2 separate regions of the Homo sapiens genome follow, and region 1 is linked to region 2. A link is an interaction called in ENCODE POLR2A ChIA-PET data of the cell type or tissue named here. Cell type or tissue: MCF 10A. All regions are shown on one strand. Region 1 has its middle 38 kb from the start of DUSP1. Region 2 overlaps ERGIC1 (endoplasmic reticulum-golgi intermediate compartment 1).

What was found. Peaks named below come from ENCODE experiments on the same cell type or tissue, not always from the same donor. Only the 100,000 strongest peaks of a DNase experiment are listed, where the experiment ranks them.
Region 1: POLR2A ChIA-PET joins it to region 2 with 6 read pairs; 5 of 35 experiments call an interaction of 5 or more read pairs at or near these places.

Annotation. Positions count from the first base shown.
Region 1 is chr5:172,732,376-172,734,875 of GRCh38, forward strand. No RefSeq gene overlaps it. Among named protein-coding and RNA genes, the nearest start is that of DUSP1, 38 kb to the right of the region's middle. In MCF 10A, a CTCF peak has its summit at 971; DNase peaks (open chromatin) are centred at 946 and 1,416.
Region 2 is chr5:172,952,402-172,954,901 of GRCh38, forward strand. It overlaps ERGIC1 (endoplasmic reticulum-golgi intermediate compartment 1), which reads left to right. Exons shown (of 10, transcript NM_001031711.3): 10 at 1-282. RPL26L1-AS1 (RPL26L1 antisense RNA 1) reads right to left here. Exons shown (of 4, transcript NR_026682.1): 4 at 2,381-2,500. It also overlaps a transcript of RPL26L1 not described here. Among named protein-coding and RNA genes, the nearest start is that of RPL26L1-AS1, 5.7 kb to the right of the region's middle. In MCF 10A, no CTCF peak of the experiment used is centred here; a DNase peak (open chromatin) is centred at 1,530.

The DNA of each region.
Region 1 (2,500 bases), 220 kb before region 2:
TCCTCTGGGCCCCCAGCTGTAAAGAGATTGTTCTGACTCCCCGTCACTCGGGCAGGGCGAGGAGCAGTTTCAAGCAGACCCAACTACAGATGCTGCAGAGGGAGGGAGGGGTCGTCAGAGCGAGCCTGGAGACCCCCATCCCTGGAGAAGCCTCTGCCTCCAATCCCCCAAATGGCTGCATCAGAGAAATCCAGGCCATTTCTCCCACAAGCCCTGCTCTCCAGCTGGATGGTGCCCTCAGCCTCCCCTCCGAAGGGCTCATCCTGGAGATGGCCCTCCTCCATGTACCCCCAGGAAGGGATGGCACTGGGGGAAGAGGGGCCCATCAGTGGCTGTCATCGCTCTGCTCCCAACAAGGCCTTGGCTCGTTGTCCTGGTCCCCTTTCTGGCTGAGTGACCTTGAGCCCCAATCTGGGCTTCTCTTTCCTCATTTGCAGACTACTTGCCTGCCTCACTGGCTTTCAGGTGGGACGCAACACTATCAGGAAAACCACTGCTCCCTGAGGACCTACTATGATGCCAGGCCTATTGTCAGAGACCTGCTAGACATCCACGACGGATGTGATAGGCATTGGAATGCACACAAAGATACTGCCCCTTCCAGAGCCTTCTCTAGCTCTGCTGGTGGGCTTCCTCCCCAGACAGGCCTGGGGACACCCCACCATCACCCCCTGAAACAAATCAGGCAGATCATTAAGGATTAAACAGGAGTGACGGCTGTTTGGCCGAAACATGATTTTCTGAACTTTTCCATATGCTTGAGATATTTTATGGTACAATCACGCCGGCCCAGTAAGTGTGAAGCTGGCCTGGGAGAGAGGAGGCAGGATGGAGGAACTGGGTCAGGAGCTGGCCAAGCTCCTGGCCCTCCAGATGTAATGATGGAGCAGATGGGAGGCTGTGAGTCACTGAGAAATGCCCGGATGATTGGGATATTGCTAAAACTCTGAAGTCCCAGATTCCCTTGTGGGCTCCTGGCAAGGGTGTGGAGCTAGTGAACCCATGAACCAGCAGAGCAAACCAGGATGTCCAGGGTGACTGAGTCTGGGAGCAGGGACCAGCCAACAATACCCTTCTCAGTCTCTCCACGTGGTGGAATGGGGAAGTGAAGCCATTCCCAGGAGCCCTTGTGGTTCTGTGTCCAGCCTGAGCCACAGCTTCACCCAACTGGCGCCGGCCAGGTGGACCTCCTGAGGTCTTGGGGTGGGCCTCGGGCTCCTCAAGCCAGCCAGAAGCAGCAGATCAGCTCCCAGCTCCTAACCCCTGGGCCTGGCCGGAAAGCACCTCAGCTCCAGGGACGGGTCAGCTGCAGCTTGTTGTGCGGTTGCTAAGTTCTGTGCTGATCAGTCCGGGCCTCATGGGTTTTTTCCCTCTGGTTTCATGTTCTGACGGGAACTGAGTGAATCTGGAGCGAGTTAATTGCAGCCACAGCATTCCAGAGGGTGTTACGCTGCAAGTTCCTCCCTGGCCCCAGCTCCCCGAGTCCACACCCTCCCCGGCTGTGGGCTGGAGGCTGGAATATGAGCAGCTCTACAGGACTGGACCCTGAGGAATCCGCTGTTCTTTCTAGACACTAACTTGCCTTCCAGGGTGAGGAAAAAGGTTTAAGGTCAAAAACGCATATCTGCCCCTTGGTTCCACAGCTCTCTTTTCTGGCATTTAAGGCTCCACACATTTTGTTCCAAAAGTCATCCCCCAGCCTCATGTCCCACAGTGCCCTGCACCCTCTCTGAGCCAGCCAGACCAGGCTGTTCCCCAGATATCCCCGCACGGGCTCACCTCTCCCCTCCTTGCTGTCTCTGCCCAGCCAGATCTGATCCACCCTCCCTCCCTCCCTTCCTTCCCTCCTTCCTTTCTTCCTTTTTCCTTCCTTCTCTCCTGCAGACGATATTTGTGCTGTCATTCAGTGAGACAGGCAATATTGTGAAGCTTAGAAACAATTGATTTATACATTTCATAAATAAAATTATCAGAGAGTATAATTTCAGGTGGAAATGAGCACTTTGAAAAAAACTAAGAAAACAGATGAAGAGGGGACTAGGCTGTGTGTGTGTGTGTATGTGTGTGTGTGACATATATACCTTAGTCTCTTCTTTATTGCTTCCCTCCTATTTATTTATTTATTTATTTTTGAAACAGAGTTTTGCTCTGTTGCCCAGGCTGGAGTACAGTGGCGCAATCTTGGCTCACTGCAACCTCCACCTGCCAGGTTCAAGCGATTCTCCTGCCTCAGCCTCCCAAGTAGCTGGGGTAACAGGCGCCGGCCACCACACCTGGCTAATTTTTGTATTTTTAATAGAGACGGGGTTTCACAATGTTGGCGGCCTGGCTGGTCTTGAACTCCTGACCTCAGGTGACCCACCCATCTCGGCCTCCCAAAGTTCTGGGATTACAGGTGTGAGCCACCACGCCCAGCCACCTCCTTAGCTTTTTAAAGTGCTTATTTCCACCCAAAATTATATTCTTTTTTAATTTTATGTATGAAATGCACAAATCACTT
Region 2 (2,500 bases):
GGAAGGAGTCCCTTTGGTGTGTGAATATGTGTGCCTGTAGAGGGTGGGGCAGGGTGGGGTGGGGATGGAAATGTGTGGCATGCACATGAGTTGAAATTCTTTTATGCATTTTTTTGAAGAAAAAAAAAAAAACAACTCTGAGGACATAGGGGATGTCAGTTTCCTATGGAAGAGACACCTCTGACCCGTTATTCTTATAATCAAAATCTGAAGGGAAAAAAATGTTTTAGTTCTTTCCCCACTCGTTGGGTTCAACTAGATTAAAAGGCTGATTTTCAGAAATATTATGGTGTGATTCTTTCTACCTTGACTGGGGCTGGGTGACCCAAAGGCTGGAATCACAGCCAGAATGGAATTCACTTCTAGAGGAGAGAAGGTAGAAGAGTTGAAAAGGAGATCTGTGAGGATGATCAGAAAGTCAAACCCCGGCCAGGCACGGTGGCTCACGCCTGTAATCCCAGCACTTTGGGAGGCCGAGGTGGGCCAATCAGGAGGTCAGGAGATCGAGACCATCCTGGCTAACATGGAGAAACCCCGTCTCTACTAAAAATACAAAAAATGAGCCAGGTGTGGTGGCGGGCGCCTGTAGTCCCAGCTACTCCAGAGGCTGAGGCAGGAGAATGGCATGAACCCAGAAGGCAGAGCTTGCAGTGAGCCGAGATCGTGCCACTGCACTCCAGCCTGGGCGACAGAGCGAGACTCCATCTCAAAAAAAAAAAAAAGTGAAACCCCCTTTGGCCAGGTGCAGTGGCTCACACCTGTATTCCCAACACTTTTGGGAGGCAGAGGCGGGTGGATCACCTGAGGTCAGGAGTTCAAAACCAGCCTGGCCAACATGGTGAAACCCCATCTCTACTAAAAATACAAAAAATAGCTGGGCGTGGTGGCAGGCACCTGTAATCCCAGCTACTCAGGAGGCTAAGGCAAGGAGAATCGCTTGAACCTGGAAGGCAGAGGTTTCAGTGAGCTGAGATCGCACCATTGCACTCCAGCCTGGGGGACAAAGCGAGACTCCGTCTCAAAAAAAAAAAAAAGAAAAGAAGAAAGAAAGTCAAGCCCCCTTAGATTAAGTCATTCCTTTATTGAGTCCCTACAGAATGTTCTTGGGTCTGTCACCTTCTAGCTGTGCAGCTTCAGTCCAGGTCCTTAACCTCTCAGTGCCTCAGATTTGTTGGGTGAAAATGAGGATAGTAATAAAACTACCACATAGGGCTGTTTCAGAAATAGAATCTATAACGTGCACAGAAATTATATTAGAATGAGATTGTCTATGTAGAAGAGTGTTTATTGCTGGTACACAGTAAGTTTTCACAAATGGTGATTGGACCATTATGAGCATTCCCAAATAGGATATAATCTTGAGAAAAGACTAACTTTAGAGCTTTGAGCTAAGGGCTCCATAAATGAAAGGTGATTCATAAATTCTTCTTGATTTCAAAGGACCTGGCACTCCTTTTTCAACCCTAAGCTCAGCAATGAGAGATCATCATCAGCTATGAGCAATGGACTTCCATGGATCTTTCCCATCTTGCTGCCAAGTCCTACAAGACTTTCATCAGAACAGCCCTAACACGGATAAACACACCAGGGATGAATGTGGGAGGGAATCAGTCTGTGAGAAATTCTTAACTCTCCCCATGCTCTCGCTCTTACATCCTGATACTTGAGTTATGTGTGTTCCCAAACGTGTTTATACCAGTTGTGCTTTTATACTGGTAGGATGTGATTTGGGGAACTATTAGTTAAACCAATGAGCTACAAGAAATGAACCTAGTAAAACTAAGTTGAATGCTTTAGAGAGACTTGATTAAGGTGAGTTGTTACCCCTCCCAACTCAAAATGCTGCTGAATGAGAAGTGAACAAGACAACTGTAAAAGATTTGGGAGGCCGGACGCGATGGTTCACGCCTATAATCCCAGCACCGGGAGGCTGAGGTGAGAGGATTGCTTGAGCCCAAGAGTTTGAGACCAGTCTGGGCAACATGATGAAACCCCGTCTCTATAGAAAAAATACAAAAATTAGTGGGCGTGGTGGCCTGTAGTCCCAGCCACCTGGGAGGCTGCGGTGGGGGCAGGGGCGGCGGGGGGGAAGTGGGGGGAGTGGTGGAGGCTGCAGTGAACCAAGATCTAGCCGCTGCACTCCAGCCTGGGTGACAGAGTGAAACTCTGTCTCAAAAAAGAGAGAAAGAGAGAGGGAGGGAGGGAGAGAGGAAGAGGGAAGGTGGGTGTGGAGAGGGAGAGAGACAGAGAACGGAACAACTGAAGATTTTTGGTTGGTTTATGTAAGGAAAATGGAGGGGAACACCGATACAGGTTTCTCTGTAAGGTAGAGCCTTAGCCCAGGGTCATTGTCGAATGTGTTTTACGTTGGCATACAACATTTAAGGGATGGATGCCATTTTTATTATTTCTCCTTTCAATGAACTTTTCCAATTGTCTAACCAGATGTGGATTACAGTGGTTTCATATAAGAGGATTTCTAAATCAGGATTACAGAGCA